2 separate regions of the Homo sapiens genome follow, and region 1 is linked to region 2. Evidence: chromatin loops called from intact Hi-C (ENCODE). Cell type or tissue: gastrocnemius medialis. All regions are shown on one strand. Each heading gives the region's core, and the rest is flanking DNA. Links, peaks and the distances in the headings are about the cores only. Region 1 overlaps KLHL3 (kelch like family member 3). Region 2 has its middle 45 kb from the start of MYOT.

Region 1 (8,969 bases), core at 1-8,000, 160 kb after region 2:
TCTTGCTGTGTTGCCCGGGCTGGAGTGCAGTGGCATGGTTACAGCTCACTGCAGCTTCCACCTCCTGGGACCAAGTGATCCTCCTGCCTCAGCCTCTCAAGCAGCTGGGACTACAGACACGTGCCACCATGCCTGACTGATTTTTTTTTTTTGTAGTAGAGATGGGGTCTTGCTAAGTTTCTCAGGCTGGTCTCAAACTCCTGGGCTCCCACCTTGGCCTCCCAAAGGGCTGGGATTACCAGTGTAAGCCACTGCACCTGGCCTTTAACAACTTTCGATTTTAGCATCCATTGGTGATCTTTGTTCAATCAGTTATTACATTGGTGGTATTGCAGAAATGGTGTTTTTCTAATTCCGTCATTCCTTTTACAGGCATTTTTTTTTGGATATAAGAGACCTTCTTACACTTTTTTAGTATCCATATGGGCGCATGAATTATTTTTTTTAATTTTTTTTTTTGAGACAGGGTCTCACTTCGTCTCCCAGATTGGAGTACAGTGGTACACTCATGGCACACTGTAGGCTCGACCTCCCAGGCTCAAGCAGTTCTCCCACCTCAACCTCACTAGTAGCTGGGACTATAGGCATGCACCACCATGCCTGGCTGATTTTTGTATCTTGTAGAGATAGGGTTTTGCCATGTTGCCCAGGCTGGTCTTGAACTCCTGGGCTCAAGCAATCTGCCTGCCTTGGCCTCCCAAAATGTTGGGATTATAGGTGTGAGCCACCATACCTGGCCATATTATAATTTTTAAAAAAAAATTAAGAATATTTTATATTGAGGTATATGGATATTAAATACACAATTTGGTTAGTTTTGACACATGTATATGCCCATGTAATGCCCACCCTAAACCACAAAAGGTTTCCTTTGAACCTTTTTCAGCCATTCCCTGACCCTCCTTCCCCTCAAAGAGGCAGCACTGATGTGATTTCTTCATTATTCTCACTGATATTTAAATTGTCCCAAATATTGGCATTGAAAGCCCCATCCAGCTGGCTCTTTTTGACATGTCTTCTTTAATCACGTATAAGATGTTTGCTTTATTCTTTTTAATAGCGAAAATAGAGTTGGCACTCTGTATCCGTGAGTTCCATATCCAGGGATTCAACTAAGGAAATATTCAGAAGAAAAAAATTCCATAAAGTTGCGAAAAGCAAAATTTGAATTTGCTGCAACACCAAGTACTACATCATATCCACTTGCATGAAGTGATGTATGGGTATTATATTAGGTATTATAAGCAATCTTATATAATTATTTAAAGTATATTTATTATTAACATACTTTAAATATATATATTTAAAGTATTTAAAGTATATGGGAGGATGATTTAAAGTATATGGGAGGATGTGCGGAGGTTATGTGCAAATACTATGCCATTTTATATAAGGGACTTGAGCATTGGCAGATGTTGGTATCTGTGGGTGGTCATAGAACCAGTGCCCTGGGGCTGGGGCTGGTGGCTCACGCTTGTAATCCCAGCACTTTGGGAGGCTAAGGCAGGCGGATCACTTGAGGTCAGGAGTTTGAGACCAGCCTGGCCAATATGGTGAAACCCCGTCTCTACTAAAAATACAAAAATTAGCCGGGTGTAGTGGTGTACACCTGTAATCCCAGCTACTAGGGAGGCTGAGACGGGAGAATCACTTAACCCGGGAGGTGGAGGTTGCAGTGAGCCAAGATCGTGCCACTGCACTCCAGCCTATGCGACAGAGTAAGAACCAAAAAAAAAAAAAAAAAAAAAAAAAGAACGAGTGCTCAAGGATACTGAGGGATAACTGTATCTAATGGTATGGATACTCCTTTAATAATTTCTCTATTAGTGGACTTTAGGTTGTTTCATTTTTTTATCCCTTTACAACCATGCTGCAGCAAAGATATTGGAGCACATATTCTGTTCTCTTACACTGATGTGAGTATAAGCTAGAGCTCTAGAAGTGGTATTTTTAAAGTCAACGAGAATGCACATTTAAAATTTTGATCGATATTGCCAATACTTCCCTCCCCTCTTAAAAATCATTATTAATGAAATTTTTACAGACACTGCTGGTTTCCCCATTGCCCCTCCAACGTTGAATTTTATCTGCCTATGTGTATGTGGTGGCACAGGGTTTGAATTTGGACTTATCCTTGAGTAGAGTGAACATCCAAAGTATAGGTCTGCCTTTTTGGTTCTAAGCCCTCCAGTTTTGATTTGCATAGAAATGAAATCTCTCCTCAAGGAGAAATGTTTGCCATTCCTTGTCATTCAGTGTCACATTGACCATCACAGCCAGCTTTGGGCAGAGGGCATTCTTACTGTTTTTATTCTACATTAACTTTACACGGGACATAAGTGAGGAAACGGGGGCATGGGGAGATGACGACATTGCCCCCAGGGTCTGATCTTCCTGAGCAGCCTCTATAAATTTGGTTCACAGTTACTGCTCTGTATTTTTACCCTTAAAAAACTATTGGAACTGGTTTTTATTTTAGAATGAACCATGATGATTCTACATTTGGGATAGCAGGTTTGTCCTTGTGTGTGTGTGTGTGTGTGTGTGTGTGTGTGTGTGTGTGTGTGTAGAGTGTGTGTGTGATCACTCTCTGAGGCCAGCAAGTAAACAAACCCTTTCTGTTTTTATTTTAAATATGAGTCTCAGATTAATTAAACACCTTTGTGGATGACTCATAACTTTTTCTCTCTCTCTTTTTTTTTTTTTTTTACAGATTGAGGGTTGTTTGAAAGCTTTTGTCTCTTTACTGAAGTTGCCCATGTTGCTTTTCTTTATAGGTGTTTGAAGCTGTGATCTCATGGATCAATTATGAGAAAGAAACCCGTTTAGAGCACATGGCAAAGCTGATGGAACATGTCCGACTTCCTCTCTTACCTAGGGACTACCTAGTCCAAGTGAGTGTTGTATGAAGAGCCAAGCACTTCTGTGTTCACCCAGACCTGTAGGAATAGCAATGGGCAATCCTGGTTGGATGGAGTAGTTGAGGGTTTAGTGGGTCTTCTGTATGTGCTGAGGGAACCAGCCCACTGGGTTAAGTGTTAGGTGTTGTAAAGTTTAAGAGCATAGGCTTGAAAATAGGACACTTAGGTTTCAGTCTCTGCTCTGCTGCTTATTAGTTTTGGATTTTTATTTAACCTCTTCAAGCCTCAGTTTTTCTTCCATAGAACAGATATTATAGTAGAGCCCAGCAGGGTTGTTGTGAGGACTAAAGGAGTAGAGTATGCAAGTCAGCTGCTTCGTGTGGAGCCTGGGGTAACAAATGTTCCATGAAAGTTAGCTGTCTTTGTTGAAGAGGACTGAAGCAAGAAGGGTCATGTCCACAATGTTTCTATGTTCCCTTTATGTCTTAGTTTTAGGCAACTTGAAGCCAAATTCAAGACTGTAAAAACGGTGCCTAGAATACAGAGTACTTCCACTTCCTCTGAAAAGGAAAGAAAAATTAAGAATTATGGGGTTTCCTTATGGTGCCATATGTTTTCTCGTTTAATCCTTATAATAACCCAGAGGGGCAAAGATTGTAACTCCTTTTTTTACACATGTAGGCCTTGAGGCTTATGGAGGTTGGGATTTATCGGGGTCACTAGCCTTAGAGAGGCTCAGGATTCAAATCCATGTCATTCTGGCTCTGCAGTGCATAGTTCTTCCGCTAAGCTAGCTGCCACCATTGATACGCTCTTTTCTGCATACCCATTACGTGACTTATTTTATACAGTAAATGGCATTAGACACTTTTATAAGCAGAGAATAAACCTTAAAATATATGAACAAAACAAAACATCGAGACAGCAGGTTAGCCCTCAGCTGTCTCCAAGGAGTCTCTGGAAGGAAGGGAAGATATGATGCAAGGATAAAGAGGAGGTTTAGCAGCCTAGCAGCCCAGCAGCCCAGCTCTTGTTACTTTCCAGCCATATAATACTGGGTACATGCTTAACCTTTTTAAACCTCAGTTTTCTTACCGGGAAAAAATGGCACTTGCCTTTATAGGATTGTTTGGGGATAAACAATAAAATGAGATAATCCATGTAGGCCTATAATACAGTGTTCAGTGAATGTTACTGATCTTACTCTGTAGTCTTTGTGACCACTGCTGTGATTCTTAGTAGCAGGTGACACAGTATCCTCACGAGCACTTGTAAACTCGTCTGCTGGTAACACTTGTAGATTGCAGATATGAGGGGTCAGTGAAATGTTCCCTGAATCGCCGTACTTCAGCCTTCTCAGGTGCTGAGGGATATGCTTGCAAGCTCTTAAATGGGGCATGCATGCTACTTTGGGTGATACCACTGCCACCTGGTGGCAGCATATCTTTCCTGTAGAAAAGGTCCCCTAAGCGGAGGAAGTGAACTTGCCTGAGCATCCAGTGTCAGTCAAACCTCCCACTGTCCTGTGGGAAGCTGGCTGGAGGTGGAGGAGGCACCTGGACTCCAGTATAGTCTCGCTTCCACAGGGAGGGTTGGCAACCTGGGGACCTGGGTTCCAGAGAAAGCTAAAGTGGCCTTAGAGACCGTTGGTCACAAACTTCATCAGGCATCCACAACTGAAGCTTAACAAACGTCACCATTAGGAAATGGCTCCTGGGTTATTATGCCAAAGCAGAATTTAGATCTGGAAAAGAAGGGGGTCAGAGGCAATGGGCATGAGAACTGTTGTGTGGGACTCCTCCCTTTGCCCTTTTTGCAGAAAGGCCTTTTATCAGGCCTCTCAGAGTGAACACCTCTGGAATAGGATGTTTCATTACATTCATTTGACTTTGAAACTTCAAATGAGTATAATTGCTGGGATGGCTGATGGTGGTGGAGGAGGAGGAGGAGAAGGAAGGGAAAGCCCTGGGCAGACCTCCACCAACACTGCCTGACTTCTGGGGGAGGTTTTTTTTTCTTTCACAAAAGGTAGCATTTATTAGGCTTTTACTCAGCATTTAAAAATATTGTACTAAATGTATAATATGTTGTGATAAAATGTTTATTACATAAACTTTGTTATTTTAACCATTTTAAGTGTACAATTTAGAGGCATTCATTACATTCAAATTCAGTACAACCATTACTATAAAGATTTCCAAAACTTTGTCATCACCCCCAAAGTTGAAACTCTTGTACCCATGAAGCACTAACTTTCCAGGAGAACTTTTAATTCAAGCTGAGTAAGTTCTTCTGGAGAAATAGCTGCTCATGCATTTCTCCTTCCTTCCAAGCTTTTTCAGGCATCCTCTCCCACCCTTTTTATTTTGTAATTGACCCTAGAAGTTTATGATTTGTCTCAAGCTGGCTCAGTTCCTTACTGGGAGGGGAAAAAAAAACCTTCCAAGGAAAACAGTTCTTGGGGACTGTCTCTGGGGAGGGAGGTGGTCAGAGGTACACAGAGGCCTTCTCTTGCCAATCCTTTTTTCCCTGCCAGCTCCAATGCTGCCCAGCAGATGATGGCCCTGGCCATGCTTTCATTCCTAGTGACAGATGGGGACCCAGGAGAGGCTCAGTCATGCCTTGTGCATCACTGACTTGAGGGCTGAGATAATTGAGGTGGGAGGCCCTTCTCATTCTCTGACTGGACTTGAATTCTTCAGGGTCAGAAATTTTGTCTTGTTCATCATTTTCTTCCTGGGGACCAGCACAGGGCTGCCCAACCAGGAGACATTCAATCAGTGTTAGCTGTTGAATGGAATTGATCTTTCCTAACACAAAGCAGCCCCAGAAGACCACATTACCCATTCCAGATATGCCACACAGTGATCTGACCTGGGCCAAAAGGTGGGGATTGGAGAGTTAGAGCACCAGAATGGCTTCATGCTTGGTCTTGCTCATGAAACCTTTAGGCTTACATGTGCTGAGCACCTGCTTAGGTCCTAAGCTCTGGAATAAGAGATAAAGAAGCCAGAGCCCCAGCTTAGATGGAGTCCTAGGTGAGGTCAATAGGTGGGACTTTGTGCAGGGTAATTTTTCTGCTCTGATGTTGTTACTCTGTTAGAAGGAGCCTCACTGGCCGATTTTCTGCCCTGAGACCTTCACTATAAGACAACGAATATGAATCTTTCTCCTTGACAAGCTTATTTTACTCAATGCCTCCAAAGGTTGGCTGATGGCTCCCACACCCTTTCCTCTTTCCCCTCACTCCTCCTCTCAGATGTCTGTTTGCCCTAAGCATTATAATGCATTCAAATCAGGAGAAATGTGGTTAGAGGCTTTCAGGATGGCTACTTGTCTTTTGTTTTGCATAAACTCATTTAAGCCTCAAAACAAACAAAACTAGTGAGGTTGTAGATACCTTTAATATGCCCATTTTACAGATGAGGAAACTGAGGATCAGAGACGTTAAGTAGTGGATCTGGTCTAATGCCAGAGCTTGATCCCTTATCCCACTGTGCTCTTAAAATGCAGGAGGTGAGCAGTAAGTTGTAACTCTTTGGGTCTGAGATGATGTGGTGAAGGAATGAATGAGTGTGGGAGTGCAGGAATGACTGAGCCCAGGGTGAAAGCTTGGGAAATGTGGCTGAGCTGTGCTCCAGGATCATCTGTGGATTATTACCTCTAGACGGTTGAAGAAGAAGCTTTGATAAAGAATAACAACACCTGTAAAGACTTCCTCATTGAGGCCATGAAATACCATCTCCTCCCTCTGGATCAGAGACTATTGATTAAGAACCCAAGGACCAAGCCCAGGACTCCAGTCAGCCTTCCCAAGGTAAGCCCCAGCCCAATCACCACCAAGAGTCAGGACTGTGCCCTGGGAAAGTGGCCTTCCACTCCTGCCTCCAAGTCTTTCCTCACCCATGGCTGCCCTGCATCTTGGTTGCATTTACAACCTAGGAGATGGAGTCTGCTGGTTCCTCTTGAATCTGCTGGTACCTCTCTCTTCTGGGGTCTTCCTTTCCTAAGAGTTTCAAGGTAACCTCCAATGTCATCAGGGAGGTTTGAGAATAACTCAGAGCTCCCTCTCACCCCCACCCTGACTTCTCATTTCACACCATGGCTTGTGCTCTATTTCTGTTGGAAGCAGAGGAATGGCTATGTTGGTTTCACTTAGTGATGGCCATAGTAGTCCTCTTTCTAGGCCATTCTTTGAGTCAGAATAGTCCTAGTCTGTTTCTTTTCCCCACTCAGGGAAGGACATAAAGGACAATTAGGGCTGCCCCAGAGAAGAAAAGGGGTTCTAAGAAAAGGGACCCTGTCAAATTGAGGAGTTTGACAGGTCACGAAGCAGAGGAAGGAAATGGGAGAAATGAGAATTTGTGAGGGAGCAGCCAGGGAAAGGGAAGGAAGACACAGGAGGGGACCCCATGATCTAGAGACCTAGAGTTTATGGTGTGTGCTGGCTGCTTTGGTTCCCTGCGAGTCTTCTTTCCTCTCTGACCCTCAGGCTCCTTATCTATAGAATGAGGGATGCTCCACTCGATCCCTAAAGTCCTGTCTGGTGTGGCACCAAAGTAGTCGTTTTAGGAGTCTAACATGCTGATGTCTGGGGGAAGGAATCAGTCAACCCAGGAGGAAAGGTGGGAGGAGAGGAGTGGGTCGTGTTGTCTCATTGATGACACAGTAGGCAGCACCAGGAAATTATTTAGGCCCTTGCTTTGTCCTCCTCCTCCTCTTTCCAGCTGGCTGCCATCCTCCCTGCCTGCTTCTTCCAGGAAGGTTTCACAGTGGCTAGAGGCATGTTGTTTTCCAAGACCAGGTGTTGGAATTCTCTGAGGTTTGCAGGACCTTCTTTCCCCTCTGCTCCTTGACCTTGGATCATGGGGAATATATTGGTTGCAATGTGAACAAATGTCTCAGTGTCCCAGATAATAATACAAGCAGCTAACCTTTATTGAGTGCTGAGGTTATCACTTGAATATCTTACTTAATCTTTTCAACAACACTACAAGGTAGAGATAGTTATCCTAGTTTTATAAAGGAGGAAACTGAGTTTCAGAGAAGTTAATTTACTTGCCCAAGGTCAACACAGCTAATGTGGTAGAACCAGCATTTGAACTGAGTCTTTATCACTCTCCAAACCTGTTCTCTGAACTCATACCATCCTGCACCTGGCTTCACCTTTGTAAACCTGAGAGTGCATACTTGCCTGTTGGCCTCACGTTGCCTAGTGCAGGTTAGAAGAAGGCACAGCCGCAAGGCAAGGCCTTGGTCTGGCTGGACATTGGTCTTACTGCAGGTTGATGCCTTTTGTTTTGTTTGGTTGAAATATTGCATTGAAACTTCTTCATATTTTTCAAAGTGAAAATAACTTAGCTTTCTTTAATTATAGACATATGTGCTTATTGTGGATTATTAAAAGGATACTACAATTTTGAAATTAAATAAAAGTCACTTGAAATGTCTCCTAGGATAAAAAATCTGCTATTATTTGGAAAATTTTCTTTCAGACATGTCTCTCTGCACTTTTTCACAGATAGATACAAATGTACAGTGTATTGCTATACAGATTGAACTATTTTTCCCCCCATGCAGCCATGTGGTACAGACTGCTTTTAATATTATCAGTATAGGTGAAATCAGCATTTAAATTGTAATGGTACATGGTGTTTAATTGTATTTATGCACTATTATGTGCATATTATGGACAGTCCTCTACTGATGGGCTTTGCAGTAATTTCCTTTTTTTTTTGTAATGTAAACATTTCTGTGTCAAGTATCCTTTAAAAGGTGGCATATTGTTTGAGTTCGTATTTCTTTCATTGGGAGTGAGATTAATCTTGATTTCATATGATTATCGGCATTTGTATTTCTATTTTGGAGAATTCTCTGTTCATGTCCCTGGCTCATTTTTCTATTAGACTGTATTTTTTAATTAATATTTTTTATTCCTTTTTTTTTTTTTTTTTCTTGAGGCAGAGTCTTGTTCTTCTACCCAGGCCGGAGTGCAGTGGAGTGATCTCAGCTCACTTCAGCTTCCATCTTCCAAGCTCAAGTGATCCTCCCACCTCAGCCTCCCAAGTAGCTGGGACTGCAGGTGTGTGCCAACACACCCAGCTAATT
Region 2 (10,327 bases), core at 1,189-9,188:
AGCCAGCTTTAGAACCCATGTCTCAATTTTATGACTCTTTAAATTTTTAAAACTTATTTATAACAGAAAATTTCAAATATATGTATATCTATATGTCTATATATATCACCTAGTTCCTACAATCATGTATTCATGATCAATCTTATTTCATCTGTACCCCTACTGTCTTGCCCCCTACCATATTATTTTGAAGCAAATAGCAAAATATTTTGTCTATAATATAATCAAAATATTTCTCTAAGAGGTGATTTTTGTGAAAAATATAATACCATAATCACACCTAAAAATTAGTAATAACTCCTAAATACCATCAATGATCTAGTCTGCGTTCAGATTTCCAGTTGTCTCCTAAATGTCACAGTTTTTTCTTGCAGTTGGCTTGCTTGAATCAGGATCCAAATAAGGTTCACACATTACAATAGATGTATCTTCTAGTCTCTTTCAATCTATAGCTTTCCCTCCAGCATTTTTATATTCTTGTGATTGTTGAAAAAACTAGTTGTTTGTCCTGTAGAGTTTCCTGCAGTTTTGATTTTGTTGATTGTATCCCTGTGGTGTAGTTTAAGATGTTCTTCTCTTCTGTCTTCTGTATTTCCTATAAATTGATTGTTGGATCTAGAGGCTTGATCAGATTCAGGTTTGATTTTTTATTTTGAAAGACAACTTCACAGGTGATGTTGGGTTGTGTTTCTCTATCAGGAGGCACAAAGTGTCTGGTTATCTCTTCTTTTTGTGATTTTATAGTAGCAATCATTGATTATTATTATTATTTTTTGAAATAGGGTCTCACTTTTTTGCTGGAGTGCAGTGGCATGATCTTGGCTCACCTGCAACCTCCGCCTCCTAGGTTTAAGCAATTCTCCTGCCTCAACCTCCCAAGTAGCTGTGATTATAGGAGCGCGCCACCATGCCTGTCTGATTTTTGTATTTTTAGTAGAGATGGGGTTTCACCATGTTGGCCAGGCTGGTCTTGAACTCCTGACCTCAAGTGATCCACCCACTTTGGCTTCCCAAAGTGCTAGGATTACAGGCATGAGCCACCGTTCCTGGCCTAGCAATCACTGATTTTTAATGCCTAGGTACAGTAATTTATTAGAGATTCCAAGGCCTTCCATTTACTGCCATGATGGAATATCAGGAATAGAATTTACCCTTTCAACTTAACTAAAAAACCCAACAAGATATATGAAACAATGGTTTTCAGACATTGGACAATAGGCATAATAGGACTGTGATTCTTGAAGAAAGAGAAGTAATGTCTGGCATCCAGTGAAAAATTACTGGATGTGCAAAGAAATGAGATAATATAACCCATAACATAGATACAATTTAATTAATAGAAACAGAAATGACACATATATAAAATTAGGAGACAAGGATATTAAAAAGCTATGATAAAAATGCTTTACATGTTCAAGAAGTAGAGGAAAACACAAGCATAACAAGGAGAGAAATGCAAGATATAAGAAAAACACCCAAGTCAAATTTCTAGAGATGAAAAATACAATATTTGAAATGAGAAGTACATTGGATGGGATTAACAGCAGACTAGACACAGTAGAATAAAAAATTAGTACATTTGAAGGCATAATAATAGGAAGTACTCAAAGCACAGAGAAAAAAGATGAAAAAAATGAACAGGGCATCAGTGAGCTGTGGAACAATATCAGATAATCTAATATACATGTAACTCCAGTTGGAGAAGGGCAGGGATACCAGAAAAGTATTTGAAGAAATAATGGCTGAGAAATTTTCAGGTGCCCTAGCAGGACCTGGAGACCTCTTTTTCTGTTGTAATGAAAGGCAGGATTGCTTCTCTGTAGATAAAGAGAACAGTTTCATGATGAGCAGGCAGAAAGCTATAATCAATAAACTAACCCTTTTAGACTACATAGTGACCTTCTGTGTTACATGTGTGTTGCTTTCCCCTTAGGACCATCTGGAAAATTTGTGATACTGGTCTTTTTATTTTACTTTTTTGTCTATCCTTGAATCTCTTATTTACTCTTAAAGTGATTCCCTTCCCTCACCATCATACCACCAAGTGCTCCTGGCTAACCTAAGGAAGCCCTGTACCTGTTTCCTGAGCTGCTTGCCTGGGCTCCAGGGTCCTTTCATTCATCCATGCATCCACCTCCAGCTTTCCCTAATGAAATTTTGACTCACTTTGGTCCTGCCTGTCAGCTCATCTTAAAGGCTAATCCTTGATAATTAATTCTAGAGATTTCTGATGGGTTAATGTATAACACTAACAGGTTAACATTCATATTTAAAAGGCCATCCAGAGATTTGCTGTAATTCCTATTTATTTAAGGCCTAGCTCAAATACAATCTTATTTATTCAACAATCACTTCTCTAGTGGTACCGTGAGTCACATACTGTGCTAGATGAATAAGACCTAGCTCTTGCTCTCTGGAGCCTCACATTCCTGAAAGACAGACTTACAAACAAATACAAGTTGTTATCATATAAATACAGTAAAGGAGGTGTGAACAAAGGTTCTGAGCACTCAGTGGGGGAACAGTTAGCAGGTCCTAGAGCACTCAAGAAGAAAGACTTTTGTAAGGTGCCTGTTGGAGAAACAGGAGTGGAACAGTCTGAGAATGTAAAGAGAATATTGGGCAAAGAAAACATCATCAGAGACACAGAGATAATGAAAAATGTCAATTGCTATTTGCTAAGTCTTTCCTGTGGTTCATGCACAAAGCTTTGCATACATTCTCTCACTTGACTCTCACAAACACCTTTTTAAATAGCTGTTTTTATAATATGTACTTTACAGATCTGGAAACTGAGGCTTGAGGGGACGTTCTGAAAGTTACTCAAGGTTGTCTAATATGGCAGAAGTAGGATTGGAACCAAGATCTATCTGATTGCAAAACATATATTCTTAATCCTTAACTTACTAAAGAAAACTTGTGTTCAGAATATGGTAGGGTGAGGGCAAGGTAGTAGTAGGAGAGAAGGCAGGGAAGGTTTGTAAAGGCCAGACTTCTGAAGGGTTTTATATGTTATACATCCATGAAATAGCTTTTTTAAAATCCATTTTGGTCCCCTAACTCCCAAGCCAGAAGGAATCTTATTTTTCCCTCTTAACCCCCAAGCACTTAATGTTTATATCTCACATCCATTTATAACTTTTGTTTTTTTCCCATTTCCCCATTTACCATTAGGCAACACAGTTTTAATCAAAGGAATTATTTCTTTTTTGAAAAATTGTATAAACCAGGCATGGTGACGTGTGCCTGTAGTTCCACCCACTCAGGAGGTAGAGGTGGGAGGATCACTTGAGCCCAGGAGTTCGAGGCTGCAGTGAGCTATTATTGTGCCACTGCACTCCAGCCTGGGTGAACAGAGTGAGACTATGTCTCTTAAAAAAGATAATAAAAGAAAAAAAAATAAAATTTATATATATTTAAATTATACAACTTGATTTGATATACATATTGTGAAATAATCACCACAATCAAGGTAATTAACATATCCATCATAGTTACCTTTTGTGTGTGTGTGAGAATACCTTTTGTGTGAGAATACTTAGGATCAACAACAAATTTTAAGTATATAGTGTAACATTGTTACTGATAGTCACCATGCCATACATTAACTCTCCAGAACTTATTCATCTTGCATAACTGAAAGTTTCTGCCTTTTGACCAACATCTTTTCATATCCTCCTTCCTTCAGCCCATGGTGAATTCTATGAATTTAACTATATTAGATTCCACATATAAGTGACATCATAGAGTATTTATCTTTCTATGTTTGGCCTATTTCACTTAGCATAATGTTCTCCAGGTTCATTCATATTGTCACAAATGGCAGGATTTTATTCTTTTTAAAGGCTGAATAATATTCCATTGTACATGTATACCACATTTTCTTTATGCATTCATCTGTCAATGGACATGTAAGTCGTTTCCGTATCTTGGTCCTTGTGAATAATGCTGCAGTGAACACAGGAATGCAGGTATCTCTTCAAGATCCTGATTCCGCAAAGGAATTATTTCTTATTCGTCATCTTTATCCCGTACAATACTCCACTCATTTAGTGAATGCTCTACTCACAAGGAAGGAAGGAAGGAGGGAGGGAGGGAGAGAGGGAAGGAGACCTGTGGTTGTAGAAAGTTTAGGCACCTGGGCTTTGCATTTCTTTTATTTATTTATTTTTGAGACAGGGTCTCACTGTTGCCCAGGCCGAGTGCAATGGTGAGATCACAGCTCACTGCATCCTTGACCTACTGGGCTCAAGTGATCCTCCCCACTCTCAGCCTCCCCTGTAGCTGGAACTACAGATGTATGCCACCACACCTGGCTAATTTTCTCTATTTTGTAGAAACGGAATCTCACTCTGTGGCCCAGGCTGGTCTTGAACTCTTGACTCAAGCAATCCTTCCACCTCGGCCTCCCAAAGTGCTAGGATTACAGGTGTGAGCCACTGTGCCCAGCTGCAATTCTTTAAGAAGTTGTGGTTGCCTTGGAGAAATTGGAAACTCTCAGATTCTTAGGCCATCCCTATATGCTAGTTGGTAAGTCATAACTCCAGCATTGCCTCCTGGGTTTCAGTGTGCATGACATCAATATGGGACAAGCCAACTGAGCTTTCTGCCAAAACTTACAGGAAAATCTGGGCTGAGCCACAAATATTATGAGCTCTAACCCAGGGACATAGCAGCTCTCCCTGCAGTTTTTGCTGATTTCTAGATGTTGTGGCTCCCTTGCCTGGGATCCGTTTGGTGTTTAGCACTTAGCCATAAATCAGTCTTGTGTCCTATGGGTAGGCTGGGGCTGGAAAGTAGAGGGAGGGAGAGCAGCTGGAGATACCTAGAGATGTTAACTGAGAATGTGCAAACCAAGAAGGAAGACGGGAACCCAGGCTATCTGCATACCTTTTTCTGTGGATAGGTTGACTGCGTAGACCTTTTTCCAAGCAGCCTGGTTGTGGCCTGTGGCCAGTCAGTTGTGTCTGCAGAAGAAATTGAGCCTTTTCTCTTCTTAAGCCTCCTTCCCTCAAATTCCTAGACCTGGAGCATACCTAAACCTCAGTTTTACCCTTTTCCCTATACAGCAGATAATGAATCACCTGATTTAGAATCAAGGGATGTGGGTTCAGGTACGGTCAGCTACTCACTGTTTGACCTTAGGCAAGTCACATAGTCTCTCTGAGCTTTGGCTTTTTCAACAGAGTTGGAGTTATGCCTCCAGCCAGTCCTGACACCCTGCCCCCTCTGCTCCCTCCGCCCCCCGCCCCCGCCTTCCCCTTCCCCATCCTATAGTTGTTGGAAGAGTGAAATGAGATAATAGGGTTGAAAGTGTTTTGTGAATGGTCAAGCTCTGTGCAGTTAATTGTAAGGGAGGAGGAGGAGGATGTGGTTTCCTGAGGGGCATTTGGGTTGTATGACCCTATTGAGTAAGCCCTTCTTTTTGTGCTGCCTAAAGTGCCACGAGGTGGCAGCAGGATCCTATCTTCCCTCGTCTTTAGTGGAGGATAAAGCCAGGAGAAGATAGGAAAGGCCTTTGGATGCTGCTTTGCTCTATCCTACAAAGGTGAAGAGGATTTATTTCTTTACCATTGTCTACATTTCTCACTCCACCAAATCCCCCTGGTTAATATTAAATAATTCCTCAAAGGACCCCCCCCCCCACTTTTTTTTTTTGAGACGGAGTCTCACTCTGTCGCCCAGGCTGGAGTCCAGTGGCGCGATCTCGGCTCACTGTAAACTCCGCCTCCCGGGTTCACGCCATTCTCCTGCCTCAGCCTCCCGAGTAGCTGGGACTACAGGCGCCCGCCACCACACCCGGCTAATTTTTTGTATTTTTAGTAGAGATGGGGTTTCACCATGTTAGCCAGGATGGTCTCGATCTCCTGACCTTGTGATCTGCCTGCCTCGGCCTCCCCAAGTGCTGGGATTACAGGCGTGAGCCACCGCGCCCTACCAGGAGCCCCATTTTTAAACTAGAATCTCAGGACACTTTCTCCACTTTTGAAGAGGCACAAAGAAGGGAGATAATTTGTCCAATATTAAATAATTAGTTCATTCGAGAAATAAGACTTCAGTTTAGGTTTCTTCCTATGAGTGCAGTCCTTTTGAAAATGTGAGTATTTTCAAGATGTTTTGGGAGGCTTGAAGCGGCTTTGTTTCTTTCAGTGGAGGGGATTTTGAGGGCCTTCTGAGACAGAGGGAAATAGGAAACCTGTCTGTAGCATTCATTTGAAAATCTTTTGAAGTGTTGCCTTGATTAAGAAACTGATTAGGGCACCTTATTAGGAACCACCAAGTATCTGAAAGGCAAGCCTTAGAAACTCTCAGATATGTATGCTAGATGGAGTGCGACAGACACCTCGGGAGAGAGGATCCTTGGTGCATTGTTTTAAGGGATGCATTTCAGAATATGGAGTTTTGCATCAGACTTGCCTTCCTGTTTATATTCTCCTCAGAGGCAAATGTTCAAACGAGACTATTCTCAGTACACTCTGGCTTATGGCAAAGGAAGGTGAGAATGAGGGAAGCCAACCTTAACCATTTGCTATTGATAATCCACATAAGGTGGCAGAGTAACAGAAATAAAAGCATATGGACTTGAGAGTCCAACAGATGCTGGTTCAAAGCCTGCCCCAGTTACTTGCTTTTACAGGCAATTTTCATAGGTTCCAGTTTTCTTATAAAATGGGAGTAATAAGACCTACCTTGTTAGCTATGTAACCTTTGACAAGCTATTTAGCCTCTGTGTAACTCAATTATGTCTGTATAATGAAGGTAATAATTAAATGGAAAGTCCTACTTCATAGGATTTTATAATGATTAATAGGTTGTTTCCTAGAACTATGCATGACATATAATAAGCACTTGGTAAACATTTGCTGTTGTTTTTGGTATTATTATCATCACCATAGAGGGTTGTTATGAGGATTAAATGAGACAGTGTATGTAAAGGTTTTAAAGACAGCAGACACTCAATAAAGTGGTATTTATATGTAACTAATAACCACAGTGATGTAAATAGTATTTACCATAAACGAGCCTGCTTATGATGTAAGTACGGGAGTATTATTTTGTCTTTTGTTTTATGTTTATTCTTACTCCATTATTTGAAGATATTCTTGGCTTTTTAAAATACGGATCTATCTTTTTTTTTTGTAATCTAAAGGCAATAATAATGGTTAACATTTATTGACCCCTTTCTATATGCCAGACCCTGTGCTTTATGTATATTGTCTTAGGAGAATTTAGTAACTTGTTTAAGTCCATTCATCTACCAAATGATAGAACTGGGATTTGAACCCAGACAGTGTGATTCTAGAGGCTGTTTTCTTTTATACTATCCTGCCTACTTAACAAAACGTTTGGACTAAGACGATCCCATATTTTAGCAATAGAATTATGTCTTGTGGCTGAAATATATTTAAGAATTAATCATAAAATTTATAATACATATGAGGCATAATAAAAATGTTCATTACCAATGATCTGGCAGATCCACTTTTGGATATCTAACCTCAGGAAATAATCCAAAATACAGTCACAGTTTTATGGATAAAGATGTTCATCACAGTGTTATTTATATTATAATTTGGAAAAGTTTTAAGGCACTCTAAACATCTGACCAAGGAATGGTTAGTAAAACATGGTATATCTACTTGATGAATTTTTATGGAGGTCTTAGTAATTGTAAACGGTGATGCTGTTTAGAACTTTGTAAGAAAACATACTGTATGTATGTGAAGTCATGAGAAGATAAGTAATAGATACTTTCTTTTTCTTTCTTGTATATTAATCTTTTATTTCCTCATTCCAGCAAGGTGAATAGGACAAAGGGATTCTCAGTCCTTTTATGTATTAGGAGTTGGGAAATTTGAGTAATTTTTAAAGGTTGAATCTTCTCTCACCAATAGGAAGTCTCAGGGAATCTTTTCTTTACTCAGCAAGTAGATTTGGCCCCTTGGTGGACACTTAGAAAGAGTCAAAAGATATAAAGTCCTGAATCTTCTGGTGAGATGCTCACAGTTTTGTTAGCAACAAGTTTGTAGCCAGGAAGCAGAGTGGTATATGTAGAATTAGAGAAAGGCTGGGCAACAGGAATAGACTTTGTATACATGCACTGAGGGGACCCAAGGACTGGAGGGACAGTGTGGCAGAGCTGAGACACAGAGGGTTTAAGTGGCATGCTTAGGGCAGCACAGTGAGACCATGGAAGAGTTGGGATGAGAGTCCCTGGACTCCCGGCTTCCAGAGACATTGATAGTCCCCATCCCTCCAACACCGGAGGCAGTTTTGTTATAGCTCTAAATGTATGAGTAAGTGGATGCTCCTCGTGGCCTCTCAGAAGGATGCTTAAGCATATGAGCTGTTTCCCACTAGTTGCTTATAGAAGAATTGAGGAACCTTCACATAATACCATAGGTCAAGTTTCCACTGAGTTATTGACTTAGAAACTATACCTCAGACTCATTCCACGAAGCTAGAAGCCCAGCATTTTCGTTAGGCTCTAAAATCAGATTTAACATCTGCTACTGAAAGCTCCTGGCTGAAGCTCTTCCAGGAACAACTCGGAAATCCTGGTTTCATACTTCTCTCAAGTCCCTTTAATCAGAGACAGAGGGCATTTTTTGAAGCCATATGGGTGAGGAGGGGCTTTATCTGAAAATGTCCATGAAATGTTCCAAGGTTATGGCAGGCATGATTAGCTTATATATGTCTTTCTAAGAGTCCATGAGGTGAATGTTGAAGTTCCTCATCAGTTTGGGAAGGCTGAAAGCCTGTTTATTCTGTATAATAAGATGAATGCATGCCATCTGGATACCCATTCCTCTGGAAGATCCTCACCTAAAGAGACTGGCTTAATTGTATGGTAGATAGCAGACAGAACTGTTGGTCAAGGCCAGTCAGGGATGCTGGACTTCAGCTATAGCTTTGCAAATTTACCAATCTGGGTAGTCTTTCTCAGTGATCATGTACCTAGCTCCTTGGTTTCTTGGAGAAGCTAGGGAATTAGATTCTGATGAAAAGCCATAGTCCTACTCTGCCTCTTTCTAAATACCTAACCATGTTGTAATTGTCTGGATTACTGACACTGCCCCCTCAGAAAGTGCATTCGTCAAGAGCAGGGATCCAATCTTACTGTTCTCTTTATCCCCAGTGTCAGGCAGATAACTTGGCGGGTACTCAGTAAATGATAGTTGAACAATGAATGAAAGAGGATGGAATCTGAAGCCAGACAGATCAGAATTTACCACTGTGTGACCTCAGGCAACTTGCTTAATTAACAGTTTTAAAATTTGTAAATTGGAATAGCATTACTTACTTACAAGAGTGTTTTTAGGATTAAGTTAATGAATGGAGGGGCCTGATAAGTGATGTTCCTTTGGATTCTGATTCAGTAACATAACAAAGATTGGAACATAGAATCACAGAATTACAAAGCAACTAAGAGAAAACTAGCCTAATTTCTGCCTGGCTAAGTCCTAATCCTTTGGATCTCAGTTTAAAAATTATTTCTTCCAAGAAGTTTTTCTTATCTACTTCCTGTCTCCATTGTCCCCTGAGTAGGTTAATTCCTCCTTCATCATGTTATATTTTCTCTGTTACAGCACTTGTCACAGTTCTTTTTTTTTTTTTTGAGACGGAGTTTCACTCGTTACCCAGGCTGGAGTGCAATGGTGTGATCTCAGCTTACCACAACCTCTGCCTTCTGGGTTCAAGTGATTCTCCTGCCTCAGCCTCCAGAGTAGCTGGGATTACAGGTGGCCACTGCCACGCCCAGCTAATTTTTTTTTTTTTTGTATTTTTAGTAGAGATGGGGTTTTACCATGTTGGCCAGGCTGGTCTTGAACTCCTGACCTCAGGTGATCCGCCTGCCTCAGCCTCCCAAACTGCTGGGATTACAGGCATGAACCACCACGGCTGGCCTTATCACAGTTCTTTTAAAGTATTATCTCTGTTAGACTGTAAACTCCATGAGGGCAGGGATTATATCAGTCTTGCTCACTATAGTATTTAAGCACATAGTAGACATTTATTAAATATTTATTGATTGAATGAAGCAGGGGCTTAGGAAGGATAGGTAATTTGCCCAAAGCAGAAGCTAGACTCCACATCTCTTGACTCCTTGCAGCACAACTGCCTCATAGACAGGCACTTTGGATTCTCAGGTTTTTTAAAAAAGTTTTTGTCTTTTTCTCCTTCATTAAGAAAAATTATATAAGCATTATATGTTCTTAGTAGAATATTTGGGAAATACAGTTAAGCAAAGAGACAGAAAGAAAGAAAGAAAGAGGGAAGGAGTTTAGAAGGCACGGTGCAAAATTTTTTTTTTTTTTTTTGAGAC

What was found. Hi-C counts contacts between places; a loop is a spot of excess contacts. Peaks named below come from ENCODE experiments on the same cell type or tissue, not always from the same donor. Only the 100,000 strongest peaks of a DNase experiment are listed, where the experiment ranks them.
Region 1: a loop joins it to region 2, with 5 times the contacts of the local background. A loop is called at or near these places in 9 of 110 quality-filtered maps.

Annotation. Positions count from the first base shown.
Region 1 is chr5:137,655,840-137,664,808 of GRCh38, reverse strand. KLHL3 (kelch like family member 3) reads left to right here. Exons shown (of 15, transcript NM_017415.3): 7 at 2,778-2,894; 8 at 6,529-6,678. Among named protein-coding and RNA genes, the nearest start is that of MIR874, 13 kb to the right of the region's middle. In gastrocnemius medialis, for the core only: CTCF peaks have their summits at 4,096 and 4,299 (motif pointing left); a DNase peak (open chromatin) is centred at 4,288.
Region 2 is chr5:137,817,471-137,827,797 of GRCh38, reverse strand. No RefSeq gene overlaps it. Among named protein-coding and RNA genes, the nearest start is that of MYOT, 45 kb to the left of the region's middle. In gastrocnemius medialis, for the core only: a CTCF peak has its summit at 5,451 (motif pointing right); no DNase peak of the experiment used is centred there; H3K27ac peaks cover 2,850 bases.